Linked DNA regions of Mus musculus: all the other regions are linked to region 3. The links are chromatin loops, found by intact Hi-C in ENCODE. Cell type or tissue: heart. All regions are shown on one strand. Links, peaks and the distances in the headings refer to the core of each region. The heading gives the core; the rest is flanking DNA. Region 1 holds the start of Gm33849 (a long non-coding RNA gene). Region 2 holds the start of Gm15326 (predicted gene 15326). Region 3 has its middle 59 kb from the start of Gm15322.

Region 1 (10,805 bases), core at 1,765-9,764, 250 kb before region 3:
TCAAGACCACACTTTGGAAGTGATCCAGCTTAAGCTGGATCTTCCTGTGAGACTGTTTGGGACCACGGTCAACTAACACAACAGAAAGTAGGTTTTCACTGTTCTGGAGTCCGGAGGCCAAGGTCAGTTTTTTCTGACACTTCTCTTCATGGATTGGCACCAGTTCGATGCCTCATGGCCTTTTCTCGGTATATGCCTGCAGAGTCTGATCTTTTCTTCTCTCTCCTCGTCCTTCTCCTCACTTTTCTCCTCTTCCCTTTCTCCAGAGCTTCTGGATTAGAACCACATTCCTGCCGACATCTGTAACACCCACTGCTCCTTAAAGCTCTCCACAGCCTTCTCACCAGGGATTACGGCCTTAACATGGGAATCCGAGGAAGACAATTCAGCCCATAAAGACTGGCTGAGGTCGGGGCCCGTGCATTTCACAAAGCTGTTCTCAAATTATTCTCATTTTCCATGGACGGAGGTCATCTGGTCACCAGCAATTATGAAAGGCTATGAATGGGGCCTTTCTAGTACACAGCCCTTGAACACAGGTTACACAGAGCAGAGCAGACCCAGTCAGTTGCGGGTTTTTTGTTTTTTTTTTTTTTAGCAGAGTAAAAGAATTCTTGGACTATGGGGTGGTAGTCTCCCTGAGATTAGGTCTTGGTGGCTACGGTAATCCTAACACTAAAGGACACATGAGAACACAGGTAAACAAAGAGCTATGAACTGGAAAGGGCCAAGCTGCAGAAGGAATGCATGTTTTCAAATGATTCGCATCCTCTCCTGTGTATCGCTCATGTGAATGAAGCTTGCCTGTCCTGACTAACCATGGGCAGGTTTTCCTACAGCCTCAGAAATCTCAACGGTGCTGCCTAGGCTAATTTAGGAAGATTCATTGATGCTTTTCGGGTATTACTAAAACCTGCTGGGTATATAAATGTGCTGTTCTCCCACTCTCTCACCCTCCCCTTTGGCCCCAGGTATACTCAAGGATAAACACGTGTTTTTATAGGCAGGGATATGGGTATAGCCAGATGGCACAGGTGTGGGAAAGCTCGGAGGTATCCATTTATGAAAGCCCAGATAATATTGCTTCTAATGTTCAAAGCCAGATCTATTAATAAGGATGTTGTCTTGAGAATATATGGTCAAGAAAAATAAATTTCTTGAAAACCCCAGAACAGGCCGCTGTATGTGTGTGTGTGTGTGTGTGTGTGTGTGTGTGTGTGTGCACGTGTAGTATAAGGAAGGAACACAGAAGCGCCACCATTCTGCAGGGAGCCTGGCTAGTCATGGTGAACACTGAGGCTCTGTGCCTGTGATGCTCCGAGGAATCACAGGGACTCAGGGGGTGGGGGAGCAGAGGCCAGGCTTGAAGATGCAGTAAACACTCACAGGTCTGTACCAGGCCTTCTCCCATGAGACGGAGGGGAGAGAGAGAGAGAGAGAGAGAGAGAGAGAGAGAGAGAGAGAGAGAGAGAGAGAGAGAGAGGGACCAGAGACCAGTGCCTAGCCCTATCATGCCCCACTGGAAGCTATGACAACATTTAGGTCTCAAAGTCATGTAAACTACAATCCTAGCTGCTCCCTTCTTCCCATTTACCAGTTTAGGAGGGGATAAAAGAATGAGAAGAACGACAACAGTGACAGAAGGAAAGGAGGGAGACTTCCGTGAGTTTGAGAATTTGTACTTGAGAGCAGGCACTCTGACATGATAGGCTTAGGATTGGTTTCCACAGAAGTGGTTTCATTTTCTGATCTAATACCTTGAAACATCTCTCTGCCTCCTTCCTTATTTTAGCCATCACTAGGTACAAATTCTCTGATAAAGAAAATTGTCACCAGGTACTAGCTTGCCAATATTTTAATAGAGTTCTCTTTCAGATTTATAAATTTCAAATTAGATTCTGTTCAAAATATATGCCACCCAGAAAAGACACATCAGCCGCATCAACCCTTTGGATCAGGCGAGTGCTCATACCCGTAGAGTAGATTTTTTTCATCTAGCAAAGTCCTTGACCTTTTCCGCTAAATGCTTACAGCAGTTCGCTTCTTTTACAGAAGTAAAGGACTTTGTTTTTGGATGTCAGCTTTACAGAACATTTGTTTTTCCTCTCTTGGTCCAAATTATCCTCACCATTTTAGCCCCTCCGGAGGCAGAACCACGCTGTGTATAGTGATTCTTTCTGGCTGTGATGGGTGCTCATCCTCCACAGCAGACCTCCGTGAGGTTGGACACCTCAGCTCCTAGTCCTTTCTCCCTGAGTTCCCCCAGAGTTCTCTGGCACAGAGATACTTTGTAAATGTCTGCACATTCCACGAAGGAATGCTACAGCAATGAAGGTGCTTTGACTTTCTCAGAAAAGATAATCCCAGGGTTAACTTGATTCAAAAGAAGAGCAGCTAGCAGGAATGCTCACTGGGTTTCCATGACTTTCTAGTGGAAAGTCCCAGCCAGTTATCAATTAATAATGAGTATCAACAACTGTTTATCTAGCCCTAACAGAGAGCACGTATGGAGATGACTCCAGGGACCAAGCCTATTGTGAAACAGCCTGCGTCCTGACCGGTTCACTCCTTTTCTGGCGTCAGACTATTCACTTAACACTTGCAATGCCATAGCTGGGAAACAAAATTCCGGTATCAGTTAATCTGAGAGTTAAGAATCCTGTTACCACGTTCCAGAAGTCAGCAGGTAGAGAGCAGAGTGCCTGGGCCTCTGGCTTTGTGTGTTTATTCCTTTAAGGATCTTTGGGTGGGAAGTAAAGATATGAATACAAAGGAGCCATTATAAGATTCACCGTGTTTATGTTCTGGGATTGTACCAGGTCAAGGGGGAATCCAGACAAGGGCAGGGCTTGGACAAGTGACAAGGCAGAGTGACAACAAACAGTGCCGGGTGAAACACTGTACACTCCAAGTGTCAAACCTTGCTGCCATCTTAGAGCACTTGGTTCTTTTTAAGCTTGCTTCCTGGAGGGCCTTTGAGTTTTGTGTCAGGGGTTACCGATCTTATGTTCATTTGTAGCTCAGTATTTGACACACTCGATGTAAAAACCGAGAGTCACTTTGATTAGCAGCTTAGAGGCAGACATATAAGAAGAGGCACAAAACAATGATTTTTCTGGTGCCTGAATGGAAACCTTGCAGGTGCGGGTAACAGAAGCCACATCTTTTGGTGATCTGGGTGGCCAAGTCCATACTCCGCGGCACCATCCTGTAAGCCGTGATGGGCTTCCATGTTAGTGGCTGCTCTTTTCCAAAGGCTATTAAGTGAAGGCCCAACTTTCCGGCTGAACCTGGATATTAACGTTGTGTTGAACTGGTCAGGGAGCCATCTTTGGTTAGGAGGTTTAGGGAGAGAAGTTTCTAAGTGTCATGGCTGTTGAGTGTGTACAGCCAGCGTATGAGGAAAGATGTCTCCTTACCTAGGGGATTAAAAATGAAACTAAGGGTTTTTGTTTGTTGTTTGTTTGTTTTGTTTGTTTTGTTTTGTTTTCCTCAGAGGCATTTTAAGTTTAGGAAGGGTGTCAGTTTAAAAATACAAATTAAAAGCTGTCTTTGAAATTTCTAATTTAGGGAAATAGGTGATTGGATATTCAGTGAGATTTTCGCAAATAGTCCTCGAGGTGAACATTCTAGAAACAACTGTCTGCACAGAGTGGAGGCAGGGGCATGAGGAGGAGAGGAGGAGAGAAGGGAGGAGGGAGGCATGTCTCTGAGGAATGGGGCTTCAGGAGACTCAGACAAACTGCTCTGGAAGAGAAACCTGACAGAGAAACTGAAGGAGTGAACGCAGTCTCTGGAGGTGTCTAGACCAAGACAAGTTTTTAGGGCTTTGATGATAAAGAAGGAAATGTATTATGAATTCTAAGATAATGAACATCAAACCCACACAGTTTGGAGGGAAAGTACATTATACTGTCATATTTCGAGTTTTGGGAAATAAATGAAACAGTGACCTTTGGCTTACCAGGCTGAAACTGGATCTTTGAATGGCTCGCGTTCACTTTATTCCTGTATAGAAAGGTAAAGGAGAGTGAGCTGGAGTCTCATCACAAGGTCAAGTGAGGTGGAGAACACATCCTGGCCCCTGAACTTGGCTGCCAGTCTACGGACCGTCCAAGAGGAAGTCTTTTGGATTAATCAACTTTACCAGCAAGTGGCTGTCAAAATGGAACTTGGAAGAGGCTCAAATGTAAAGGGAGCAAGCTATGGGACTGTCACCCGTGCTCGTGTGGGACTGTCACCCGTGATCGTGTATTTCCAGCCTGCCTTGGGGGTGTGCAGGTGAACGGTGAATTGTGAGCAGACTGAGCGAGGCAGCACATTCATCTGCCGTGTGCTGGATGCCTGCAGGCTAGCAGGGTCGTTGGGTATCGGATGGGGGCTTTCCATATTGGCGAGAGAACATCCTGCAGGGTAGACCAAGCAATCCAAGCCACCACTTGTATCCCTAAAGGGCCCCAGGGACCCGGGAATGCTACTTAGCGTTGGTTGGGAAGAAGTGTATTTCACAGTAGTGGTAGGGACAGAAAAAGAGGTTAACTTGTCGGTCTCAATGGGAGGAGAGGCCCTTGGTCCTGTGAAGGCTCTCTGCCCCAGTGTAGGGGAATGCCAGGGCCAGGAAGCAGGAGTGGGTAGGTTGGTGAGCAGGGAGAGGGGAGAGGGGATAGGGGGTTTTCAGAAAGGGAAACCAGGAAAGGGGATAACATCTGAAATGTAAATAAAGAATATATCTAATAAAAAAGTTTAGAGAGAGAGAGAGAAAAGAAAGAGAGAAGGAGAAGCAATGTTATAAGGGACCTTCATTGATTTCTCTGCCCTTTGGGATATAGGGACTATAGTAGCTTAGGGAGAGACCAGGCCAGGATTTGGAAGATGTATAGCCAGGAAGTTATCCATGAAATGAAATGTCAAACTAAACGGTTCCCTTCCACCCTGATGTATTATTGTCTCAGGAAGCCTGCTTCAACTCGGTGTCTAGGTGATCCTCGTCCCACCCAGTGCAATCCCACTCACACGGCAGGGGCCATTCAGGTCTGATGTAGGTTAAAGGTATTTACCACAAGTATTGGCCATGGCCCTTATGGGCTGCAGCTTCCTGCAGTTACGATGGATACTGTCCAGCTGCACAAGTCAGGGAGGAGGCACGGGAGCAAATGAGGGATGGAGAGTAATTCAGAAATAAGACGGACCATTTTACTCAGTTTTGTTTCAGCCCCTAGAAGTACTCCCAGGGTAGAGATGAGACCTTTGAGCAATGTGCCGTGTGTTTATTCTACTTGTATCAAAGAGACTTTCATCTCCCCGGGGCAAATTATTAACACATTCCTCCAAAGATGGGAGGGTGGGGGACTGGCCTTGGAGAAAAAAAAAATCAACCTTGCAGTAAAGAGCTGCTTCAGATGCAAACGTGACAGACACGGACATAAAAGCCCCCACTTCTAAGAGCAGTGGTTGGCTGAACACCAAGGTCTTTGTGCCCAGGGAAGCATATCTGGGTGGTTTCTTGTCTGGAAGCTGACCCTTCCGTGCCCAGGAATTTTCCACTAGAAAGCTGATGGTGTTGGAGGTGGGTAGCTCTGTGGGCACCCACAGTCAGTCACCCTCAACCTTAGCAGGTGACTACATAGAATATTGGCTGACTGAAACTCTAGGTTTCAGGCTGTATTTTTTTTTTTGGTCTTTCAAGTGTTTTTGGTTGAGTAGAGAAGGGAGAGAGCAGGAGGGTGAGCAGGTGGGGTACTGAGGGAATGGAAGGTGGGGGTGGGGGAGAGGCAAACCAACCACACTTAGATGTAGTTAAGACTTAGATACGGTCAAGGGTAGCTAACAGACATGACATAAGCAGAACACCATTTGGCCTTCACTAATGGATCCCTCCCCAAGGCCAGAGCTTACGGGAATTGTTTCCAAACAGATTGTGCAGTTTTCTAAAGTGCACTCACTTGATTTACAAGGTCCGTACTATGCCCGGGCACCTCCTCTGAGCTATAGCTCAATGAACTATACGCAGGAAAGAGCCTGGCACAAGAAGGTACACGGGGGAGGATTGACTGTGGGCCCCAGGCTCAGACATCATTTGTGTCTGCCTTTTTAATAATCTGTCCGAGTGACACCAAAACATACAAAGACTCACATTCAGTGACTGTGACCATCTAGATTGGGGAGCAGCCGTGAGCATATTGTTTGTCATTACCTTGAGAGAGAAACTAAGAATACAACTGGGATTTGAAAAGCTTCCTGCAGCAGTGGCTCCTTCTGCAGCAACAGTCCGAAACTCGGGCGGGCGCTCTCTTCTGTTCACTGAAGCTGAGAGCTTGGCTGTGGTGTGAGGATCCGTGTCATCCTTATGTCAAGAGGATGTTACCGGCATCCCACGGTTCCACCAGCTTCAAATACAAGTTAACTTAAACTTTGGTTAACGGTGCAAGAATCTTTTTTTCATGTTGCTTCAAGTCAGGGACACGATTCCTTTAGTATCTCTCGGGTGCCGATCATTCTAAAATGTACAGGAAGCTCCAAACACATGATTATTGATGGAAGCAGGTGACAGAAACTGGCTGGGCAGTTTCAGGGTAAAGAGCCCGGAGAGTAAACAGTCTTACGAGGCTAAAAGCCAGAAATGTCCCGAGGCTGTTGGAAGTTCTGTCCTTGACAACGGCTAGGGATGCCAGAAATATTTCAACCAAAATGTCTTTGGTTGTGCCCTGGCTGGAAGCCAGGATGCCAGGCAGGAGGTTTCTGGTTTCTCCTTATCTCGGTTTCTCCTGGAAGCAATATGCAAGCATAAGGCCAGAGCTGAGAGGAGGGCCCTAGACAACCCATGGCTGTGTCGCTGAGCTGCCCAGCTCATAGCCTTCCCTATGTGTCACGGAGTTTCCACTAAATGTCTATAAAAAGCCCCATCTCCCAGGACTTGTTCCTGCTTTGTAGGAGCTCTGCTTGCTTTCTTGTAAGTTCTAAGAACTGGGAACTTTCTTTCCAAACTCATCAGTCCATGGATCTGTCCTTTGAATCTGAGAGACAAGAATCCAGAGGCCCCTGACTCTGGGGAAGTTGGGTCAGACCACAGTGTCAGTCGCCCTAACTCCTGAGTTAAAAACAGCTCAGGTAGGTTATTCAAGGCAGAAAGCATGTTCCATTGACTGTGTTTAAAGTTTCTAGTGCTGCCCTCTTTTAGAATAGGCACTCACATATTCGCTAAATTAAAAGATGAAGCTTTCTCTTTCTACTACCTCCAAAAGAGAAAGTTACTTTGAGATTATCTTCCATTGAAAGCAGCCCCATTAATATCATATCCACCACCCCCCCCCCCCCCCCCCGGCTTAGAAGTGAGTGCCTTCATATGTGTAGCTGGAGACACAAACTTCAACACACATTAGCTATGTGACACACCCACACCACCGACGGCGTGAGCTTCATGGATGGATATCATATTAACCCAAGCGCGAGTTCACAGAACTGGCACCAGTGACTTTTCTGAGTCGCGCTGAACAATTCTAAGCTCTGCCTATGGTCGTGAATTTAAGTCTTGATTTGAAAATCAATCTCTGTTACATTTCTGGTTAGGGGTGGGGGTGGGGGATGGGGAAAGTCTTATAATAGGATGATTTAATTCAAATAATCCATTTCAGAGATGAGGAGAAATTCAAGTGAGGATACATTGGAGAGTGATCTCACATTTGTGTTATTTTAACGACTCCCTCTCCCTCTGCTCTGCCTGCTGGCACCATATGTAGTTGGAGGGAAAACATCACCATGCGAGATTTGAAGTCATTCTAATTTCTATTTCTAGCTGCACTGCCATGAGGCATGCAAAAGACAGACAACTTCCTGGCAGGCAGTTTTGTCAGCAGCAGAAAGGGAAAACAGAAATACAGCGTGGGGTGGGGGAGGTTCTTTGGAAAAAAACCATGCTGTGGCTCTAACTAAGAAAGAGGATCTGTTTAGTCCCATCTCCACTAATGTTCCCATTGGGTTAAACACCAGAAATCAAGGGCAGAAACTAGGGATAATAGAGTTCTTCTAAGAATCACTGCTCTTTGCTTTTGCGTACTATCTGAGTCTGGGGTCTTCCTTTCAGTGATTTTCAGACCCTAAAAATGACGTGCTCTGTTCCAAGGACATATATGAGTGAAAACGGTGACTGCAGCCACTCCTCTATGGAAGATGTAAGAAAATATAACAGAGTTCATTTTTTTTTCTAAATGATTTTTAATAATCTGAAGGTCAAATCTGACTTTTTGTTAGCATGTTATTTCCCATCTCTTTGGCTACTGTGCCGGCTGGTTTTACGTCAACTTGACACAAGCTAGAGTCTTTGGAGAGGAGGGAGCCTCAGTTGAGAAAATGCTTGCATACTGTAGGTCTGAGCACAAGCTGGTAGAGCATTGTCTTATTTAGTAATTTATGTGCAAAGACCCAGCCCATTGTGAGTGGTGCCATCCCTGGGCCCAGGTTCTATAAGGAAGAAAATATGCTGAGCAAGCCACGAGGAGCAAGCCAGTCAGCAGCACCGTCCATCAGTGGCCTCTGCACCAGCTCCTGTCTCCAGGTTCTGGCCCTGTTTGAGTTCCTGTCCTGACTTCCTTCAGTGATGAACAGTAATGTGGAAGTATAAACTGAATAAACCCGTTTCTTCCCCAAGCTGCTTTTAGTCATGGTGTTTCATCACAGCATCGCCCTAAACTGAGACAGGCACCGAATGAAGCCAGTGTTAAAGATGAACATGTTTTTCTTTGTCAGCTTCAACACCCTGCTCTGTTCGATGTCTGAAGTGCAGTGAAACTGGCGTCATACTCACGAGCAGTCTTTGAGAAGAGGCTGAAGTGTGGAGGAACCTAGCTTCAATCACAGCATGTCATGTACAAGAAGACCACACTTACCTGGGGATGCCAGCTTCACTTGTGTGGCTCTGAACTCTCCCTTTGGTGATCTCTTGACAGTTCTAGCTGATGCTTCCTTCCACTGATGTTTCACATGCCCTGGCCTGTAGGAAGGCAGTGAGTGACTATGGCATCAGGTACCTGCCAGCTCAAGCTGCTATATAACAAATGACCATTGGCTGGGCAGACCTCTCACAGCTCTGAAGGCTGGGACTTCCAGCCACAGCCTTCTGATGAATTGCAGGTGGCTAGTACAAGTCCCCACATGGCAGGAGAGGAGAGGAGAGGGGGGGGGGGGGCGGATTTTCCAATACTTTCCCATCAGGTGTCAGGATTCTAGTAAGTGAACTGAAGGGCACACTATTAGCGTAGCACATCACACTTGCGCGTGATCCCCACCTACAATTGTAAACGGCTACAGAGGCTGCTGGTGTGTTTGTACCAACAGTACTTCTCTGACTATCACCTCTTTCGAATGGCTATCGCCCTTGCTCGGAGTGCTCCCGCCCAGCTGTTCCACTGACCGCTTCATGTGTTTTCATTGCTCCAAGTCTCAATGTAAAATCACTGTATTTGTGTGGGGGGGTGCTAGACAGGTTAGGGGCTGTTGTTAGCAATTTATTTTTAGTTCTAGAGAAATATTAGAACTATTGGTGAGAGGGGTCTAAAATTCCTACTCACAGCCTGACCCTAGGTGAAATAGAATCCCTGAGACAAGACTGGGCATCGGTGCTTTGCAAGTATCTCTGGTGATCTCGATGTGCAGGCAGCATTTATCAGCTCTATCCTGGACATGAGACACTGCAGTCACCAGGGCAAATGTTGGGTCTCCAGTTCTCTTCATCAGAGGATCATGCTATTAAGAAGAGACGGCTATTCACAAGAAAATGTCCATCTGAAATTCTCACTGGACTGGAAGAGAGAAAACCTCCCAGTAAGCCGCCCCTCCCCCTCCCCTTCCTCCCCCGCCCCCGCCCCCTTCCTCCACTGATGATTCGCTCTAACCAGGTCTGACTCCGGTCTGAGCGGCTGTGATCCCGTCTGTCTGCCATCTTACCCCAGCACTTGCTTAAGCTGTTCGGCTTCCTGTCTCTGTCCACTTCAGGCAATGCTGGGCCCTAAAGACAAAGGGCTCTGGTTAAAATGTAATTCAGGGGTGAACGAGCTGGCTCAGGGGGTAAGGACACATGCCATTTCCGTCTCCTCGTTCATCCTCAAAGGACTGTTTCAGGGCCTCTGCATTTGCTTCTACCTAGAATACTTTGTCCCTACGTATTCGCCCAACTCCCTTCTTCTCTTGGAGATTTCCTGAAGGTTTCTTTTGGAGATTTCCACTTTCCTGGTCTGATCTACCTTGACAACTTTAATTAAAATGGGCAAGTCTCCACCATCCATTGTAGTATATATTTTATTTGTTGTGTTTAATTTCTACCTCTCCCAAATACAATTTGGCCAGTCAGGGGAGAGACTTTTATTTGGCTTTTTTTTTTCTCTTGCATCCTCATCAGAAGGCTCTTGGAGTCACCTCTGGACCAGACCGATGAAGACGACTGAAGCAGCAGGGTCTTCCCCCCTCAGCTTACAATGGCCACTGACTTCTTAAGCCCACTGTTTCTAGAAGCAGCACAGCTTCAGAGCACGTCCCAGCCACTCTCTGTATAACTGGTCATGGACTGGAAAGCATCCGTCATGGCGGGATGGTGTGCTTCATTGGCAGCAAGTCCACAACACCTCTTTCCCGGGTTTCCAGCACACTGATGTGGGCAGCACTTGGCATTCACATGACGGCTTTCCTCCATGGGCGGTCCTAGCTGAGAGGTGGGATTTGACATTGTGAACATCCATGACAGAGACGTCAGTCAATCCTTCTGTACGTTGAAAGTATTCTTAAATCTATGTGTCTGCAACGTGAAGCACAGTGAT
Region 2 (10,805 bases), core at 1,255-9,254, 68 kb after region 3:
ATAGCCCTTTAGCAGAACCAGCTCGGAGGCTGGCTCTGTGGGCCTTAATGCTGTAGCAAAGCTCATGGTACTGAGGGAATTCATAGTTGGCCTCAAGATTTAGCTCCTGGGTACCAAGTAACAGACAAGCCACAGAAGGAAAGAAAATGTATTGAAACAACCATGCAAAACCAAGTCTTAGCATCTATATCCACCCCAGACTAAGGGTTAACGGAAACCTGCTTGACAACTCTTTTGTATCTCCACAAAGTGAGCATTTATGTACAAAATCAATACTCTGAATTCTTTAGCATGCCTCTGCTATAGATAGGGAGCAAGCCTACCCCCTACCCTAGGGACATGTGTTACCTCCTTTAATAAGAAGAAGGTTAGGAGCAAAGATAACCATCTTAAAAGATATGCTTCGGCCGGGCAGTGGTGGCGCATGCCTTTAACCCCAGCCCTTGGGAGACAGAGGCAGGCAAATTTCTGAGATCGAAGGCAGCCTGGTCTACAGAGTGAGTTCCAGGAGAGCCAGGGCTACACAGAGAAACCCTATCTCGAAAAACCAAGAGATGCCTCTCGGAAGAAGGCTCCCTCCAAAGCCACAAAGAACTCAACCAGGAAGCTTTTAAGCAAACTGTCATCTGGCCACTTTGGGGAGAATCCTACAACAATAGTTGAACATCTGCTCTTTGCCAGGCACTTCTTGGCCAGAATGCAGAATAAGCACCCATTACCACAGCTGTGGACATCACTTGTCTTTCGGCGGGAGCGAAAGTCAATACCTTGGAAGCGCAGAGGCTACCCAGGCTCTCAGTTCAGGCTGCCCCTAGAATCATTTTGAAAGTTTTCTTTATAAGCGACAGTTGCCTGTCTCTACCCGTAGAGACTGTGACTTTCTCTGCCGGGGAAAGCAGTCTGTCTGGGAATGTTTTAAAAGCACCACAGGTGAGACTTCCACACAGCTGGACTGAGAGGGGTGCTTTGCAAACTCCAAGTGCATGCGACTCGCGTGCGATATTGCAAAACACATAGACAAGGCCTTGTGCTTTTAACTACCTCCCAGTTCATGCCCGAACTGTTTGTTCGCGGGCCATACACTGAGGTGGGAGAGAATGGCACTCTGTGACAGGAAAGGAAGTTCCACCCAGGGCTCTTGGTGCATGATGGCTCCCTAGTCAGCAGCCACCCTACCCACCCCAATCTATGGCTCTGCTTCGGCAGACTGTTAAATTGAACAGATGTCCCAGGGCTCAGAAATGACCGTCTGAGTTAGTTATGAGCTGCGGGGGCGGTCGGGGGGGGGGTGAGAGTCAAGCGGTGAACTTTGGAAAAACGTATCTTCTTTTGTTTTACTTTGGCTCTGTTTGTGGGGAAAGTCCACACGCAGAAATTTGTGCAGCCCTGGTTCAGACAGTTGGCAAACAGGACTGCGAACGAGGAAGGAGGACGCGAAGGATAGAGGACTCGACTAGCGTGCTACAGAGCATACCGCTAACAAAGAACCTCTGCCAACCAGCCTCAGCCATACAAAAGTTAGACTTTATGAACACCTCCCACAGTGATGGCTCTTCTTGCTGTCTTAGGCTCCTGACCACTGCCTTCTTAGTCCCCGTTTCCTGAAAGGAAGCGTCTAGTTAGGTGAACTGCACACCCCTCCGAGCCATCAGATGTGTGCGTTCCTTCTACCGTTACCTGCAAAGCTCAAAGACCACCCCCCGCCATGGCTCCCAGCATAGAATCTCCTTCATGCAACGATCTCTCTCACACATTTCCAATTACTGTACTCAAAATGTCCACCCTGTAAGGCCCTATTTTGCTCATGTGTTCCTCTCTAGTCATTCCAAACCAGTGCCAGCCCTGACTTTCTGGGGCACATCTAGAACATTCTCTTGTTGTCTGTGGCTTCACCATACTCTATTGCCCTCATCTATGGTGTATCCCTATCCCCATCATAAACTTCTGCTTGGCATCCATATCCTTCCTTTCTCTCCTTGCCTAGTAGGGTCCTTTGCAAATAGTAGACGCTTGGTGAGAGTTCTCCAGTGTTCACCACTGTTTCCGAACCTGAGATTTCCGGAGGCGTGGCAGATCCCTGGGAATCTGTACTCCTGGCCTTCTAACCAAGAGCAAATGTCTTTGTCTCCTTTAGTGTTTGAAAGTGGGGAACGCCAGTATCCCAGGGGCCAGTGGTGATTTGCTATCAGCTCCTCCTGATTTGAAAGTGTTTTGCTTGTGTGGCCCCTCACAGTCCCACTCCGGATTCCCTCAAAGTCTCATGCCTTGTGTTCCGACAGCCAGGCCATCTAGTCCAACCTCTGGGCTGGGGTATGCATATGTTTCCATAGCTCTGCCTCGGGCTCATGAAGTTTTCTCTCCTCCTAAGGCAGTCTGAGTTCCTTGCGGAGTCAGGGCTTCAGTCTGAAGAAGAAAACAAGAGGGTGTGGTTGGGAGAAAAGTCAAGTCCCAGCCAAATGGATGTCTCCTGGAAAAACCACTCACACAGAGCAAACAGGTATGGCCACTCTGCTCCTTGTACACCCATACAAGGCTGTGATGGGTATACAGCAAGCCACCCAACACTCTGTACAGGCCTGTGAAGCACCGCCACAGGGAGGAACAGGCTCAAATAGGAACAGTGGGAGGAACAGCAATACTAATAAGAGGAAGAGCAGACATTGTACGGATGCACCCAGAAGAATACTTTGAGAGCAGTCTTGCTGGGGGGCGGGGGAGGGAGGGTGCTTGAAAGTGGCTTGGTAGCTGGTAGCTCTGGACGACCAGCAAAAGAGAAATTAGAAACCTCGGCTATCCATCTCTGCTTCTGCCCCAGGCCTCAGTGCACAGAACACCCCGTATGCCTGCCATTTCCCTTGGATACAGGCTCAAAACCACTACCCTGGGTTACATGCCTGACTCTGCCGTGAGCAGATTGTGCGTTGGCCTTGTGTGCTAGAAGCTTTGCTGAGTCCCCTCCTCTCCCACCCACTGGGCCGCCTTATCTATTCAGACAGACTTTCCCACTTGCTCCATTCCTGTGTCAGAGCGGGAAGAGAGTTAAATTCAGGCAAGGCTGAGGAGGGAAGAAAAGACTTCGTGATTAAACTGCTCATTAAGGAACCACGAAGCTGAAGAAGCTAATTTGCACTGACCTAGTTAAGATATCTTGCAGCAGATCATCCGTGAGCGGGGGTTCAGCCCTTCCAGGCATTAGCCAACTGGCTCCCTTTCGGCATCACAGCTATCAATAATTCCATGCTGAGGACCGTCTGATAGGAAATCACCGCTGGCCCCTGGAATGCCGGCCTTCTCCATGGCTCTGTTTTCCCAGTTGTCAGCCCTGTTTATAAATTGTCCATTTATAGCAAAGCCAGCACCTGCTAGGAACACCTCACCCTGCCAAGTGTTGGAGTACATCTCGGAAAGAGACACTATAGGCTCCCCCGCCCCGCCAAGTGCCGTTTTAATCTTTTCCCAACCTGAGAGGACAAATGTTTGCATAGGAAATCTGAGGGATGGCTTTTTCTGCACAGGAAAAACCAGATATTCTATGAAAAGTGTTTTTGCTCTACTTTAAAGAGAGAGAGAGAGAGAAATAAGAAAGAGTAAATTATTGTTCTCGTGAGAGAATACAATACCATCTTTCTGAGTTAGTCAGAATAGGACACATTTAAAATAACTCTGAAGAAATCAGCAGGACCAAAATGCTCTGGAGAAGACACTAAGGCCAGGAACATCTTAAATTCTAACATGGTTTTTAATCTCACGGTCAACATCAAACCTAAGATGTTGTCTGCTACTTAAAAGCATTTTGTAAAATGCACTTCAGGACACTCTCCTAATATTACAATAGTATCACATGACCTAATCTGAGGGCTCCCCCCTCCCTGACCAAGTATCCACTTGTAAAGTGCCTAGAAGTGTTTCTCAAAGTTACACTCCTATTACATCCTCATTCATTTTCTTTTTGTTCTTTGCATAATGAAATATGATCAATAGCATATAGACCATTCACAGAATGGAAGGGGTTGCCCTTCTTGGGAGTGATGATGGTCAGATGAGATGCTTTGGCAGGCAAACTTGCTGAGTAACCTTGGGAAGACAGGGAGAACCCTTGATGCCTCCCTTGACACATTCCCCCCGTAATCCTGCTCGAGAAGAAGATTGTCACCCTTTTAAAGCCAGACAGGCAGATCTTGATTAAGACCATGTGGCAGGGGCAGCTGGGCCAAGCTGAGGACATTTCCAGAGTCCCAGCTCTGCATTTGAGAAGGCAGCCCTCCCTATATTTTACGGGCAAGATAGGAGCCTTAAATTTTCTTTTGTAAAATGTTGAGACGTGTGGATTAAAACTGACACGTGCAAGCTTATTGTTAATTTAATCGGTAAAGCCAGGTGGTGGTGGATCAGGAAGAACCGGAGTGGGGGCAGAAAGAGAAATAGATCAACCTTCCGCCCTTCGCCACCACCACCACCCCCCCCACCACCACCACCACCACCACGCTTAAGGTAAGGTGTTCCTTTGCATTCTTCAGCATTCTGGTCCCTATGCCTTGTGGCTGGTGTTACACTGTTACATCCAACAAGCTGATCTCCAATTAGACAGGTACCCATTATTTCTTCGCCAAACGTGACTGGCTCTCATCAGTTTCATGGCCCTTCTAACGCAAACCACGCTTGCTTACTTCCCATCCATCCCGCGGCCACCTATTTTATCAACAAGGGTTCATTCACCCAGCACACATGTCAACCCCCACGGTGGAGTTGATCTCTGAGATGCCCCTGCTGGAGAAAGGAATGTGTAAATCAAGACACTACAAATCAATGTGAAAACTCACTGACTTCGGCCCGTAAATCTGGCAAATCTGGGTCCATAATATTAAAGATCATTTGGAGGTGCTGAAAGAAAGACGTGATCGCTATAGAAAGCATCGGCGCTACGCTTCTCGGGGCACCGACTAGTAGTGGAGAGGGGTTAGGCAGACCCAGATCCATATTCTGCTCCCAAAAATAGAAAAGAGGAAACCTTTGAAGCTAAAGCAGGCCTAAGAATAACTGTCAGCAAAGAGAGAGCCACACGGACCGGAAGCTCTGCTCAAGTGGAGGGTTTGTGTTGCCTTCTCCCCCTCCCCCTCCCCCGGAGCTCTTCACATTCATCCTGTTAAAAAAGATAGCTTTGAAAGGCTCGCCTTCAGCTCGGACATGTTGGCCGGCGCAGCTCGCCCTTCCACAGCAGCTCAGGGCCAGCTCTGAATGCTGCCTGCACACAGCCCTGGGGTTTGTTCTCGCTTCCCTGGTGGATCATTTCAATCTGTTTAAAGCTGAACAGTGAACGCTTCAGAGACTGCGCTACACAGAGAACCCTCAGTCGGAAACAGCTGGCCGAGAAAATACTCATTTCCTGTTTGCCTTCTAGTTTTACATCGCAACCCAGCCTAGCTTTCATCTTTTAGTCGTTCTGGTCTTATGAAAAATCTAAATTAATACCACCAAACTGGTGAAGTCTGTGCTGTCTCCGGGGCCTTATATGATACTAGACAACTACTGGAATATATATATACTTATATGATACTAGACAACTACTGGAATATATATATGTGTGTGTGTGTGTGTGTGTGTGTGTGTGTGTGTGTGTATATATATAACAGATCCTTCAGTAGCATATCAAAATCCCAGGTATGGTTGGGGTTTAATGGAGAACAGTTAGCAAAACCAAATTTTTCATGTTTTCATCTTGTGTGGGAAGTGTTGGTTGTAAGGGAGTTTGGGTTTTAGTCACAGCCAGTGAACAACTTCCAGAAATCATATGCTTTTTCTATTTGCTTGACAGGACCCAGATCTATGTTTAGATACAAACAGCTCCAGTTATCTGCTGAGCTCCACCCTCAATGGAGACACAACATCATTCGTGCTTTAAGTGACGACATTGGAAATTCTTTTTTTTTTTTAGAAGTCTTCTTAGTGTATATGTGCCTGTGTATGTGTGTGTATGTGTGTGTATGTGTATGTGTATGTGTGTGTATGTGTGTATGTGTGTGTGTATGTGTGTGTATGTGTGTGTATGTGCCTGTGTATGTGTATGTGTGTATGTGTGTGTGTGTGTGTGTATGTGTGTGTGTGTGTGTGTGTGTGTACAATGTGCACGTGTGTGTGTGTGTGTGTGTGTGTGTGTGTGTACAATGTGCACGTGTGCAGGTTCTCTCTAAGGCCAGAAGAGGGCACCGGCTCCCCTGGAGCTGGTTACAGGCAGTTGTCACTTCCTCAGCTTGGGTGCTGGGAATCTAATTCTGATGCTCTACAAGAGCATCAAGTGCCCTTAACCCCTGAGTCACCTCTCACACAGAACGCTTATCTGTATTCATCTCAAAATTTAAAAAACGCTCTAGTCAAACAACTGGTTACGCTTCAGTTTAAAGTAGGGAACAGATCTCCTGTCTATATTTTTCCAGGGACTCTCAGTGTCATCTGTGAAGCAGGAGGTAATAAATATGGTGGTTTCTGGGGTTTTCTTTTCAACTTAAGGAAACTACTTGATGCAAAATAAATAAGTATATACATACACACATAAAGTTTTGGCTTGCAAATATTAGACTTTTGAGGTCAAAACCTCCTGAAGCCAAAACCAAAGACGACAAAGCATTAGTTACAAGCGGTTTCTGTTGTGCTTTCCACAGAAAGTTCTCGAGTGGCCTAGGAACCCCCACTAAGTGCCCTATCTGAAGTGTGGGTTTGGAGGCAGGAGGATATATTACTGTAGTTGTTTTATTCTGTTCTAACCTAATTTCTCTTTACTGTGGCTGCAGCTTCTTTTCACAGAACCAAACCAATCTCTTGCTTGGGCCTTCATTTCATGACTAAGAGGGAGCCACTACTTTTTATATGACAGATCCTATAGTTCCTCGGCAACTTTACTGACAGCGTCTCAGTAAGAGCTCAGAAGAGCCCTTTCAATGAAGCATCATCTCATCACTGCCTCTCAGCAGATGAAGAAAATGGGGACAAGCTGAGCATCTCATCCATGACCACTGACGGAAGTCGGACCCTGTTCTGGCCTTCTGCTCAAAGCAGTGACTGCCTATGCATCAGCTTTTTGGCTCCTCTGAGACATTTCCCATAGCCCTGTGCATCATGGACCCCCAGATGACAAGCTCTCAGCCTGACAGGTAAAGGGTGAGCATTGACAAACACTGACCACCTCCTGCCTCGGCTTCTGAATGCCTTCCTTCCAGAAAACTCGAGCCCAGAACAGCGAATTGTCTGCTGCCGCTGACTCAAGAGGGTAACAACCAACTTAAAAGATCTGCTGTTATATTAATGGAGCCATAAAGCCAGAAGCAATATTAAATAAGATCAGACTTCAAACGGGACAGGTTTCCTGGGGTTTTATTTTTGTCTCGAACTGGCTTGGTAAACTTAAGTGTGATGGGTGTGTTGAACCTGATAGCATTTGACAGATGCTGTAGTCTGGATCTGGACTGTATCCCTAAACCCCATGGGCTACAAAACAAACAAACAAACAAACAAACAAAAGTTTATTCACTAGCTTGCTGCTATCGAGTGATGGTGGAACATGGAGTGGGTAGGACCTGGTATGAAGTCTTAAGTCACTAGGGTCTGCCCATACAGAGGATAATAGGAAATCAAGGCCCTTCCTATCTTCTCTAAGTTCCCATTATAGGCTAAAAGGCTTTGCTTCTCCACACACACTATATCATACTATGAGATCTGCCTCGCCAGATACCCAAAAGCATCAGGACCAACTGACACTGGACTGACATCTTCAAAACTGTGAGCTAAAGTCAGGCTTTCTCCTTTATAAATGCGTTGTCTTAGATTTTTGTTACAGTACTGAAAAGCTAACTAACACAATGACATTGAAAGTAGGTCTTGCAAAGTACACGTGGGGTGAGTGAGATGGCTCACTGGGTAAGGGAGCTTGCCACCAAGTCTGCCATTCTGAGCTCCCATCCATCTCCAGGACCTATACAATGTACGGAGGCAATTGACTCCCATGAATTGTCCTCTGGCCCATGTGCACATGAACACATGAACACCTAGCAAATACAATAGTTCAGAAATGTTAACGCATTTGTGGTGGGTTACAGAGGAATGGCCCCCATAGTCTCATATATTTGAATGGCTAGCCATTGGGGAGTGGCACTCTTAGGAGGTGTGTCCATGTTGAAGGAAGGTGTGGCCTTGCTGGGGGAAGTGTATTACTGGGGTAGGCTTAGAGGTTTCATGTGCTTAAGCCAGGCCAAGTGTTGCTCTCTTCCTGCTGCCTGAAGATCCAGAGGTAGAAGTGTTAGCTACCATGTCTGCCTGCATGCTACCATTCTTCCCACCAGGACTTAAGCCTCTGAATGTAAGCCAGCCCCAGTTAAGTGCTCTCTTTTATAAGAGTTGCTGTGGTTATGGTGTCTCTTCACAGCGATAGAACATTGACTAAGACAGCGAGCGTTTGAAACAACCTAGCTGCCTTTTGTTGGAGAAATAAATTTAAAACTATAAATCAATTTGGGTAGAGAAAGGAATTTTATACAGCAAATAAAATTAATTGATTAGATACACGCATTTCAGAATGTTTACAATATATATTGCAGAATTAGAAAAACAAACAAAATGTGATAAATGTATGGAAATGCCCTCAGGAATTTTGCACACCGATTTCATAGGTACTCTGTGAGGAAGGATAGAAGCTTAAGTAGCTTTGTTTTTTGGTTTGTTTGTTTTGTTTTGTTTTCCTTTTTTCGAGACAGGGTTTCTCTGTATAGCCCTGGCTGTCCTGGAACTCACTCTGTAGACCAAGCTGGCCTCAAACTCAGAAATCTGCCTGCCTCTGCCTCCCAAGTGCTGGGATCAAAAGTTGTGTGCCACCACTGCCTGGCTTCAATAGTTTTTTAAACTACCTATCAACAGTCTTTAAAACTCTGTAGATAATTTTGGCTTTTATATTATTTAGACCAGTACAGTATTTGCATGAAAGTAGGCAGATCTCCTAGTAGAATAAAATAAGGACTCCAGAGAGTCCTCACAGAGTGGTTAAGTGGTTTTTAAGAGGAGAAGCAATACCAAACTGGGAAACAGTCTGTGGTAAATAGCAATGAGAAAACTGGACATCAACATGTAAAAGAATAAGGTTACACAATAATTTATACCACATTAGTGAATAAAGTCAAAGTGGATGAGAAAGTTAAACATAGCTTCTCTGGAAGAAATCAGGAAAGAAAGTATCATGGCTCAGGGTTCAACAATGATTTATTGGTTACGATACCAAATGCTCCAGCAATAATACAGATCGATTAGAATTCATTAATGTGGACATTTTTCATGCATTAAAGAATACAGTCAAAAACACAGAAATGCCACACACACCCCACCCCCAGTGCTGGAGGCTATTCACAGATTATCGCTCTGGCAAAGGGTTGATATCCAGACTTTAAAGGGAAAGATAAAAGCCATAATTTAAAAATAGCCAAAGGGCTGGACATGGTGACACATACCTTTAATCCCAGCATTCAGAAGGCAGAGGCAAGTAGATTTCTATGAACTCAGGGCCAGCCTGATCTACATAGCAAGTTCCAGGACCAGAGCTACATGGTGAGACCCTGTACCAGTCAACCAACCAACCAATCAACCAATCAATCAATCAATTAATCAAAACAAAACCCGATCAAAGTTCTTGAATAGACATCCCTTCAAAGAAGATAAATAGCCAGAAAAAGGTGTTCAGGGCCCCTGTTCACTCTAGAATGTAAACTAGCTGGATGCCACTCACACGCTCAAGATGGGGCAGAGCAAAGAGAAAGCAGGAGTTGATGATAGTGTGGAGAAATGGAAGAATGCAAAATGTCACAGCCACTTTGAAAAGCATTCCAGAGGTAAAACTCAAGCACGGAACTGCTATACGATCTGTGCGTTCCGTTTCTCGGTGAATTTAAAAAATGAATTGATAACAGAGACTTAAACAGTACTCACAGCAACATTATTCACAAAGCCATACTGGAAACCACCCAAATGTTCGCCAAACAGTGAATACGTAGACACGTAAGATACAATACAAACATGTATGCCTCTGCCTTTTGAAAACAGGACATTTTCTGCGGCATGCCACATGAATGAACTTTGAAAGCATTATGGTAAGTGGGAAAAGCTACACCCAAAAGAATATATGTCACTAGTTGCATTTAGAGGACTTAACATGAAATAGATTCCCAATGTAGAATAGTGGTGGCCACAGACCAGGGGGGAAACTTTTGCTACTGCTTAGTGGGCCAGAGTTTAACTCAGAGACGCTGAGAGAAGATAGAGGTGACATTGCCTCAAGTGTGAACACTTTTAATTTGACTGAACTGTACGCTACTTGGGTTTTAAAAGCACATCTTGTTATATATTTTGTCATATACATATATGTATATATATATATATGTATATATATGTATATGTATATGTGTATATATATCAGAATATATATGCGTAAGAATAAATATTCTCAATAAAAGCATTTTTAATCAAGAGAGATAAGTAAAATATGACAAGCTGTTTTAAAATTAATCCCAGGACTCTATTCTATGAGTTTCTGCATTCCCTGTGAAATGTCTCATCTTCTTTGTGAACTGTTAGAAATCTTGAACGTGTCCCATAGGCTGGCTCTGAAGAATCGAGCTCCGCTTGCCTAGTGAACCCTCTGACCACATGATTCGCTTTCTGTGACCTCAAGCAAAGCTGCCTAAGCTCACATTCACTGTGCAAACAAATGACCTAGTGATAGTGTGGAAATGTTGATCTAGTCGCTCAGAAGGGGCCCGGGAGTCTCTGTTTCT
Region 3 (10,805 bases), core at 929-8,928:
TTTCATTAAACATTCAACTTGTCAGATAAAAATTTCCACACAAAAATCATTCCGCCCCCTCCTGAACATTTTCATTTAGTGCCAAATTATGAGTCCTTCCCTTTATCTCTCCCCCCCCCCCACACACACACACCAGTTTCATAGATGATATGGTTACATATCTGCCTTGTGTCACCTGGCTATTTCCAAACTGAGTTGTTTATCTTGGACCGTTTAAACCGTATGGAACTCAGCCAAGGCAAGATCAGGTTAAAACACACACACACACACCCTAGCTGTCCTTGATAGAAGGATTCTCCTTGCTCCAATGCACCCTAAGACTTCACTCTCGTCATGTGACACTGAACTCCCTTAGTGATAAAACTCATGATGCTTTTCACATGAACTTCTGTTAAGCCAGTCAGCTGATCGTCTTAAAGCCTAAAGCCTAATATTCATTTTTCTTTGAAATTGTCTCTTGCCAGCTTGTCAGTCTAACCTGTGGGGCTCTTTGGGGTACATTGATAGAACTCGGGGACTCTCTCCAAAGCAGGTAACCCATGGATGCTTGACCATTGTCTTCTGAATTTCATTCAAATTGTTTAAAAGAGTGGAGGCCAAACTAAGAAAGGAACACAGTTGCACTGCCACGTCATATTCAGACTTCCAACCATGCAATAAAGTCACACTGGAGAGCTCCATCTGCTTCCCAAGCCAGGACGCATCAGCCCATAGGAAACACCTATGGCTGGTCATGGGCGGTGCTTGACATTTTGATAGTTTGCAATATGACTTTTGGGTGGGAGGATGACTCATTCAGTGCTGTCTCCCACACCATGCAGCGTAAGACCCCCTGGGTGCAGAGGCTGCAGCTTTTTCACTTCTCTAATGCACTAGGTATTCATCTTCTCACTTTTAAAGAAGTTTATTGGTTATCATTATTGTGGTTGTTAAGGGAACCTTCTTCCCAAATTCCATGTGTCCCTTCCTCTGACCGATTCCTACACCAAAGCTTTTCAACCAACGTGACCCTCAGATCTACACCAAAACCCATGTTGTTTTCCCCAGGGTTTCCTACAGAGATACTAAGCTTTCTTCTTGCAGAGAAAAGAAAGCCATGCTCCAAGTTATGTACAGAAGCTAGCAGGAATCCCATATCCATCTTCTTGCTCCTATATACTCTTCATGTGATACTGGGTTCCCTTGGCCAGAAAGCTTGTTGGCCTTTTATTCAGCAAATCTGAATGTGATGTCAAGGCGACTCTCCAGGTGGAAGATGTCCAGTTTAAATACAGAAATCCCACTTGGCAAAGCCATGTGAAAATACAATTGCATCTCCATCAGATGTTTAACCTCAACCGTTCCCCAGCTTCCTGACTAACAGAGGCTAAGTGTGAGCTGAAAAAAATGGATTGAAAAATAACATGAATGTAAATAAGTTTCTTATTTGGAGTTTAATGGAGGGGGAAATGTCACTTAATGTCATGCACACATGCTTGAATACTCGCACACCCACACGATCTCACACACACACACACAGAGAGAAAGGAAGAGGCAGGCAGACAGACAGGCAAGCAGGCAGGCAGACAGACAGAGGGACAAAGGGGGTTATGCATGCTAAATTTAGATTTTAAGCTATTATAATTATAGGATAACTGAAGCAAGGGGAAACCCACGGAATTATATTACTTTTGGAGTTCAAGGCCAACGTGATGTTAATTCATTTCCTACAAGATCCTATTACAAATAACGCACAGGATCAGTGCGCCTTGCCACGTTTCAGCCTTACAAAATAGTACTTTCTAAGCTGGGCAGGGTGACACAAGCCTGTGATCCTAGTAATCAGTGGCTGAAGTAGGAGGATTTGCTCAGTCCCTGGAAATGAGACCCTGACTCAAAACAACAAACAACAACAAAAAAAAAAAAACAAGCCGTAGAGCCGAGAAAGAGTGACCGACCGTCTCTCCCTCTTTCCAAGCCCCTGTCCTAACTCTAACACAGTCTTATCTCTCATTTCCAGGAGCCAGTCTAGTAATGTATCAGCTGCCTAATTCGTCTGTAACCCCATCACTTCCCTGCACAATTACTGAACCCTTCCCATACTGCAGCTCTCCACCCATTTCCCCCTTTGTTTCTCCCTATAAGGTCCGGAGTTGTCCCGGCTTCAGGGTCACCTTTTCCTTTGATATGTAAGTATAATCACTTGAGCTGTAGGGAGTCTGGCGACCAGGCCAATATTTCAGAGACTCAGTCATTGGATGTTCTTCCTGTGAGGTTGCTATGACCACCCCCTCCCCAAAAGACCCCCACCCCCAACCTCACCCCCACTCTAGTCCCTTCTGACATTTTTTATCAGTTCTGCTCTTCTTTCTCCCTTGGCTATGTTCTCAGCCTCCTCTCCTTCATATGTGCTCTGTTCGTGTCTTTACAATCTATAGGGCACCAAGAAGGTATGTTACATGCAGCGCTTCCACTAGGAGGTTACAAAGGAGTTGGGCATCATTGTGGCTACTGCTGTGCACAAGGACTCTTCTTGTCCAAGGTAGAGTGCCTGAGCTGCAGAGGGACTCGTTGGTACTATTTCTTTTTCTTCTTCCACTAAAGGAAACCCCAAATTTCAAGAAGAAGTGGGGCATGAGAGGATGAGGAAGCGGGGAAGGAGAAAGGGAGAAAGAGGAGGGAAAAAAGAGGGATAGCAACAAATACAATAATAATAACTCAACAATCCTGAAACACTGTTATGCCTATAATCAGGTCTTTCAGCAATGAGTTAAAATTTGGGGCAAGCAAAAACAAATTAATAGGATAAATGTACAAAATTACTAGAATTATTTTTTTTTAGAAATCACAGTTTTTCTTCATGATGTGGTGGCATTCAGTTCTTTGCTCTGTTCATGTTTTCTGAGGTAGAGTTTCATGTAGCCCAGCCTTGAACTTGCTTTGTGAACTTGCCATGACCTGGAACTTCTTCTGATCATCCTGTTTCTATCTTGCATGTATTGGGATTATGGTTGTGTGCCACCATGGCTGCTCTATGCAGTCTGTGCTGGAGATAGATCCTGTGGCCTCGAGCATGCCAGGAAAGTGTGTTAGTTAGGGTTTCTGTTGCTTTGATGGAATACCATGACCAAAAGCAACTTGGGGATAAAAGGGTTTATTCAACTCGTGCTTCTATATCATTGTCCATCATTGAAGGAACTCGGGACAGTTGTGAGGACCTTTTCCTTGCCGTCTCTCCCTTGTGAGGGCCTCTGGGATAGCAGATGATGATGCCCCGTCTCTCTCTGCATCCCCAGTGTCCCAGCTCAGAAGACAAATTCTAAATATTTGCTTAGCAGTAGGACACAGGACAACACTTTGCAAGTTCAATCCGTTACTGGGAAAATATAGTGAGAACTGTGTGTGTGTGTGTGTGTGTGTGTGTGTGTGTGTGTGTGTGTGTGTGTGTGTAATTCGGTCTCCAGAACCAGAACCAGCTGGCAAGCAGCAGCAGGAAGATCTGTTCTAGTCTCACTTGCTACGTTAGACAATTGATGGCTGTGTCCACCACGGCCACACTTGCAGGCAAGGTGTTCAGGTTTAGCCAGAATAAGTCATATTTCCTAATCCTAGGTACCTACCAGCCCATCTAAATGATTCTGACTAGCTATCAGTAGGCAGAACAGAGCACAATCCACGCCCTGCCCCAGGAAGGGGCTCAGAAGCTCCTGCACTCACACAGTGCTAGTATTTCTCCCAATCATCTCAAAGCCTGGAACAGAGGATCTTTATACCAACACACAGAAGAAAGGCTGAGTGGGAAAAATCACTGACCCTCAACCCAGTGACCTGCGTGAGGATGGCTTTCATCAGAAGCGAGATGCAGAAGTAGTAAGATGAAGGAGTTGGACTTTCTGATCAAAGCCAGAAACGTCCGTCCAAGGTAAAGGCATACGTGAAACCTTTACAGAAGAGACAGCATCGACGAGAATGCTTGGTTCTTTACAATGCATTCACTGTGGGAAACTAGCCAGGCCCAGCAAGCTGACCAGGGTCCCTTCACCCCTGTGCCCAGGACAGTTTGGCCAAAGGACATCTAGGGTGAAGGCCTCAGTCAGTGCTAATCTCCATATCCCGGAATAGCCCAGAGAACTCGTCCAACCTGCAAGTCTGCCTTTAAAAAAAAAAAAAAAAAAAAAAAAAGCCTTTGGAATTCTTTGTCCAGCTCTGCTTGGTATACACGGGAATGATTCTTCTGGGACTTCTCTGGTGACCTAGTCTTTGCTATAATGACATCTCTCAACAGATCCACCAGCCCTCAGATTCTCTCCCAGACACTAATAATAGGTCCAATTAGAAGTAAAGATTCCAAACAGATGAGGCACGAATTGATATACACGGCCGGCCTGGCTGCCACAGATCCATTTCTTCCCCTGCAGAAAAGACACCAAACTGGCCTTGAGGAGGGAACCTCCTTTTTTGAACAGTTACCATGGCAACTGGAACCCTTTTCTCCCCAGGGCACCTGCCCACAGGCTCCCACCAGCCAGCTGGTAGGGAGGGTGGATCAGCCACCTCTGTCCCAAGTCACTGTGCTCATTTGACCAACAAAGGTGCCAACAGTGCCAGTTGGCCTCATGATATGGATACCTGCCCACGAGGCATTGGCCCAAACATTGGGGACTTTCACAGAGGCCAGCCAACAGCTGGCAGGCAGGAACTACCAGGTCATTGTCATCTGGGGCTGAATTGGAACATGCATACAAGACACAAAGGCTGTGTCTGTAACCACAGCATCTCTCCCTCCCTAGGGATTTGTTTGCAGCTCCAGATCCCCCTGCTCTGGGAGGAGCACGCATGTGGCTGAAGGTGCCTTTTAGAGGCCACGCCCACCTACCTTTTTTTAGCAGTGCCCTGCCTTCTGCACGCTGCCGTAGAAAAGCTTTCCCTGCCCCATGTCTGGTTTTATTGCAAATGAGAAGGTTCGCCATAAGTCACCCCAGGCCAGTGGGTTCAGAGGTGGAGTTGGTAACCAGAAGCCATGCAGACTTCCTCTCCTGGCCCCACACCAAGGCCTCCAAGGTTCTCTTGTCACATGAGGTTAGTGTAGTTTCACATCCTCTAAGCAAAGCTCTGTCGAAACTCTCTAGTCTCACATGGCATCGGCTCAAAACAACCACCTCGCTCAGCTGCCTGGCTCACTGTTCCAAGAGTGGGTCAGGAGATCTGGGTTCCAGTTTCAGCTCAACCTGCATGACCTTGACAAGAACCAGTCCTCAGTTTTGCATCAGAAAATTAAGAGGCCCGAGTTTCTATACTTAGGATCCACTTCCTCTCCTCTCCCCATTACCCTCACCACTTCAGTTTAAAAAAAAAAATAGATAGGCAGGTAGGCAGGCAGGAGGCAGGCAGACTGACTGACTGACTGACTGACTGACTGACTGATTGATTTTTGGATTTTGGAGACAGGGTTCTGTATTGCCCTGACTGTCCTGGAACTCACTCTGTAGACCAGGCTGACTTTGAACTCAGAGATCCACCTGCCTCTGCCCCCTGAGTGCTGGGTTTAAAGGCGCGCCACCATTACCCAGCATTCCTGATGCTAACCCAAGAATCGCCAAAGACTAAGGGATATTTTTTCAACTTTTCAAAATCAGACATCTCAAAAATACTAAGCCAAGTGAAGGGAACTTTTTCTACAGGAGAGTGCATGTTTTATGATTATAACATGAAATGCCTAGACAGGCAAAATTAACCAATGGTAAGACACAAACATGCTTACCCACTCTCACAGGAATAGCTGTAGATTGCCTCTGAGAGTGTGGTAGGAGCAGGAATTACTTAGGAAAAGGCATAGTTGACAGTATACATTGTACCTGGGTGTGTTTGTGTCACACAATCTATGTCAAAACTCATAGACTACTATTCTTCAGATGGATTGAACGGTGCAATGGAGTCAGAAGAGTAGACTGTAGAATTGGTGAGCACTGGGTGCTCTTGACAAAACACTGAGGAAACATACGCAATAATAAGTTCCTGATCCATCCATACCACCCTTTCTCCACCCCATCTCTTTCTCGACTATTGGCCTCTTTCTTATTGAATGAGACAGGGGATATATCTGATATCCTATGATGATTAATCACTCTATGCCCAGCCCTCAAGGGTAAAAACAAGTTCTCTGCAGCCAGAACTCGCCCTTGAGCCTCTCTGCCTCTGCTCTCTGGTTGCCAACATTTTTGATATAATTTATTTCTTTCTTTCTTTCTTTCTTTCTTTCTTTCTTTCTTTTTTTTTTTTTTTTTTTCGAGACAGGGTTTTGATATAATTTCAATTGACACAACCCAGTAAAGACATTTTAAATTTAATTCCAAATGTAATCAGAGTGTATATTTTTATAACCACTCTAAGAGTTAGTATATCGACTACCCAAGGACAGATTACAAGCATATATTTTCCTATACTTGCTTCTCAATTAGCCCAATAGATATATCCCTAAATTATTGATTTGTTTTGTGTGTGTGATCACTTCTTCTTAAGATCTCAAACACATTCTTGGTTCTCTCCCAATTTGCTTATCTTTCTTTAAAACCTAAGCATGAAAATGCATGCATGCTTCATTGGTAAACACAATGTGCTTTGGAAAAAGATTCACACTGGGTCTGCACATGTGCAGCTAACGTTAGTAAGCTCTATGTCGTTGTGGGGGTCCTTCTGCCCCAATTTCAGCCATTCTTTCCAGAGAAATTCCCACCTCTTTTGTTTTGACGTGATTGTCTGTGTGCGTGCGTGCGTGCGTGCGTGTGTGTGTGTGTGTTTGGAGGGGTTTTTAGGCCCATTTTAAAGGCTATGACTTTGAGGTGAAAAGTGCTAGTTCTACAAGCATGCAGGCCTAAGTATGATCATCAGAGCTTACAGAAAAGTGAAAAAATCACTGAGGGTGGTGATGTGCACTTGGCACTCCCAGTACTTCAAAGGCTGAGAGACAGATCCTTGGGGTCTACTGTCCATCCAGCCTGGCCTAATTGTCAAGCCCCAGGTCCCAGTGAGAGACTGTATCTCAAAAACTAGACTGGATGGGTCCTGAGGAATCACACACACACACACACACACACACACACACACACACACACACACACACACCAGAAAGGCGTGTAGGTTTAATAAACATTTGATAAACATCTTTCCAGAAAGCTGCTCCCACTTCAGCCCAGTGCCCATGCACATTTGTTAAATATTAACATATAAGTCCCTTTCGTGAAGGCTTTTATCAGGACATCTCAAACCCAGTCCTTCTATTTTCTCTAGTTCTGCACCTGTACGACCACCCAAGGCACACAGCTAAGAGACAGGCACGAGCAGCCCTTTTGAGTAACCAGCTAATCAAAGGGCTATACTAGCAGCCTGAATCTTCACCTAGAAATCACAGCAGCGACCACAGGGATAGAAGAAGAAGCCATTCAGCTTTTATAAATGCTGCTGTTTCCCAATCAAACTAAACCAGAACCGAGGCTGAAGATGGATTTCAGCGTTTTCACGTCACCAGTTTCTCAATAGACCATTTCCTGTCCTCCTGCAGAGCTGAGTTCTCAAGAGTGAGCTCTGCTCCCCCACACAGTTTCAAGGCATTGCTGACAGTCACCAAGACAAAACTTTGTATAGCATATCTATAAATGTGCATCACAAGCCCTCATCTTCTGTGTATATGTGTGACCATAGCTTCAAATAAACAGTTCAAAAATAAAGTGAAAATAATAGAAGAAAGGGGGAGGGATAAGAGAGAGATTTAGTTTTACCATGGTTATGGGTGGAGAGGCAGAATTTTAAAAAGCACAATGAAAATAAGGAGAAAAACAAACAAAAACACGTGCACAAACATAAGCTGTAGAATCTGCCTTAGACAAAAAAACATCTTTCCATTTTTCAGAGAGGGAGGTTGGCCCCCAGGGAGATTTATTTATTTTATATACATGGCTGTGTGTGTCCCTGCATGAGATTATGTGCGTCATGTGTAATCAGATGCCCTGAAACTGGAGTGACAGGCTGTTGTGAGACATCTGATAGGGGTGCTGGGAACCAAACCCGGGTACTCTGCAAGAACATTAAATGCTTGTGACCCATTGCTCTAGCCCCTAACAGAAGTGTCATCTAAGAATCTGAAGATGAGATCTTTTTAGTGTTCCCTGTGTGTGTGTGTGTGTGTGTGTGTGTGTGTGTGTGTGTGAGAGAGAGAGAGAGAGAGAGAGAGAGAGAGAGAGAGAGAGAGAGAGAGAACTGACTGACTCTAAATACTATACTCTAAGCATCCCACTGCATGGATACTGGAATTAAGGTTTAAAGAAATGAAGCCATACAGTTATGAGTGAAACTAACTCCATGTGTATTTCTCCTCTAGAGAGAGAGATGGCTTTGGCCCTTTTCGGTCTTGTTCATCCCTTTGCTCCTTGACATAAGCAATTGTTTTTTGTTTTTTGTTTTTTGTTTTTTCTTATACGAGTGACTGCATCAGTACAGGCTCTTATCTCTTTAAGAAAACAGCACTCCTCTTGGAAATAAGTAACTCAGCAGTAGAGCTCAGTGCAGCATGCACTCAACCACCCTTGTCACATCCAAGCAGTTTCAAATGTCTCTCTGTGTCACCAACCTTGAAGGGTAAATTAACTATCATCCCCAGCGGCTCCCATGTTCCACTGTGGAAATAGATTTAGATAAACACTAAATTAGGGTACTGAAAGATTTCAATAAAAAAATAAAATTCTATTCAGGCTTACAAGGGTTACTTCAATCTCCTGTTTTTAAAGACAAATTTTCAGGGCCATTTGTTTCATTTATTTAATAGGTGGACAAATAACGCCAGCATGCGCCTAGAACTTTCTAGATGCCGAAACTATTACAGAGAGGGTTCTTGCCTTCTTAAATCTGGTACTGAGGAAAATGGCAGACTTCGGACATATAAAGACAAATGTCAGATGTTGACAGGTACCACGGAGATGGCACACATGGGGAGATGAGGAAGTGGGCTCCAGGCTGGAGAAGAGAAGGGTGGTCACTGTACAGTGTGCAGAAGATGGCCTTACTAATTAACAGGTGGCAAGAAAGGAGGGGCCAGCTCTGCGCAGATCAGGAGTTAGCTGTTTCCAACGTTTGAGCAAGCACAAAAGCCAAAAGCAGAGGTGGCATAGTCTTGGGACAACACAAGGAACAGCTCATCTAGTTTCTTGCTATTGGACCTGTTGTAACCCTTGAATTACTGAAACTAGAGAGACTTCAGTGCTGTGTACAGACAGTTTGCCTCTGCGTCCCCCACCCCCACCCCCACCTGAAGTTCTCATCTTCCCTCCAGCCCATGGCAAGCACCATATGCAGAGAGTTGGTTTCTGTGCTGCGTCCTCCTGCAGCAAACCCAGGGCTCCCTCCTTCTTCCCTGGCTGCTCCCCTAGTGTTACAATGGCACTACCCATAAAACTCCCCCTTAATAAAGACATTCTAAGAAACAGCTCGAAACATCCTCCCCAACTTGGTGTCTCCAAAAACCAACCCTCCTCCTGATAAGCAGCAGAACTCTCCAGATGCCTGTCCTTGGGACCTTAGAGAAATAACAAGTTCAAGGGAGACTAGGGCCTAGCATTTAAATCATGGAGAAAAGGTGATCAGAGGTCAGAACAATTACTACTAGCCATGAAATTAGTCCCTGAACAGACACACCCATTAACCCCCACTCCTGCTTCAGTGCCATTCCACCAAATGATTACAGCCCTCTGCTCCCCTTTTCTGTGAACATTCACGGGATTCCTAACTATACTGTATATAAATCCAGTGCTTTCTGGACTCAGGGTCACTTGCCAGCATTCACACAGTGAGTGTGAGGCAGGTGATCCGAATTTGAACTTGAAACAATAAAAATACTCTTTTGCGAGTTGCAGCGGACTTCACAATTCTTGGGCTCATCTGGGTTTCCCGTGGACTTGGGGCACAACAGAAGGTATAGAGTAAAAGAGAACCCACTTAAACCAGTGGTTCTCAACCTTTCTAATGCTGTGACCCTTTAATACAGTGCCTCATGTTGTGGTGATCCCCGGACCATAAAATTATCTAGTTGCTTAGTTGCTTCTTCATAACTGTAGCTTTGCTACTGTTACGAATCGTACTGGAAATATTTGTGGAGATGAAAGGTTGCCGTAGGGGTTGCGACCTACAGGTTGAGAACCGCTGGCTTAGACTGGTGCATTTAGACGCAGTTGCACTGTACTGTTGACCTGTTGTAGTCATATAATGATGGTGATGATGGTGGCTTGAAGGGGAGTGAGGTGGACTGTTGAGAGTATCAGCAGAATTGGTGAGAAGCTATTAGATTTCCTGCAGGTAGGACCAACTGGATTTTCCTGTGGGTTGGCTATAGAGTATGGGGAAAAGAATCAAAGATGAAGTCAAAGCTTTCCATGAGCGCATCTTGGGTTGAATTGCCATTTGCAAGAATGATAAAGGCCGGGGGAGGGGGATTTGGATTTCAGGAGATTATGATCATGAGTTTAGTCCTAAATGTACCTCTTAGATATCCAACTAATAAAATTGGTTGACATAATTAGCAGACTGTCCTATTAGAGGTGTATCTCAAGGTTGCAGTTGAATACACAAAGAAGATTTATTTCCAGCCTGGAGACATGAATTTTGGTATCATTAACATGCAGATAATAGTGAAAGGGATGAGAGTGGATGACATCGCCTACTGAGAGTAGACAGAAAGGAAAATGCAGGGTCCTAGGACACTTCGATGCTTAGGGGTCATTAAGATAAGGAGGAACAGGCAAAAAGGTAGATGAAGATCCCAGAGCGGAAGATAAAGTTTG

What was found. Hi-C counts contacts between places; a loop is a spot of excess contacts. Peaks named below come from ENCODE experiments on the same cell type or tissue, not always from the same donor. Only the 100,000 strongest peaks of a DNase experiment are listed, where the experiment ranks them.
Region 1: a loop joins it to region 3, with 4 times the contacts of the local background. A loop is called at or near these places in 4 of 42 quality-filtered maps.
Region 2: it touches region 3 in a loop (1.8-fold over the local background); 6 of 42 quality-filtered maps call a loop at or near these places.

Annotation. Positions count from the first base shown.
Region 1 is chr13:112,184,424-112,195,228 of GRCm38, reverse strand. Gm41063 (a long non-coding RNA gene) reads right to left here. Exons shown (of 3, transcript XR_873963.2): 2 at 9,940-10,000; 3 at 9,481-9,794. Gm33849 (a long non-coding RNA gene) reads right to left here and starts at 9,053. Exons shown (of 3, transcript XR_382922.3): 1 at 8,883-9,053; 2 at 6,194-6,764; 3 at 3,887-4,008. In heart, for the core only: no CTCF peak of the experiment used is centred there; DNase peaks (open chromatin) are centred at 6,708 and 7,798; H3K27ac peaks cover 2,394 bases.
Region 2 is chr13:111,862,444-111,873,248 of GRCm38, reverse strand. Gm15326 (predicted gene 15326) reads right to left here and starts at 5,313. Exons shown (of 3, transcript NR_130345.1): 1 at 5,172-5,313; 2 at 3,135-3,322; 3 at 1,312-2,403. In heart, for the core only: no CTCF peak of the experiment used is centred there; a DNase peak (open chromatin) is centred at 5,148; H3K4me3 peaks cover 2,098 bases; H3K27ac peaks cover 3,422 bases.
Region 3 is chr13:111,930,424-111,941,228 of GRCm38, reverse strand. No RefSeq gene overlaps it. Among named protein-coding and RNA genes, the nearest start is that of Gm15322, 59 kb to the left of the region's middle. In heart, for the core only: no CTCF peak of the experiment used is centred there; DNase peaks (open chromatin) are centred at 4,058, 4,618 and 5,038; H3K27ac peaks cover 1,334 bases.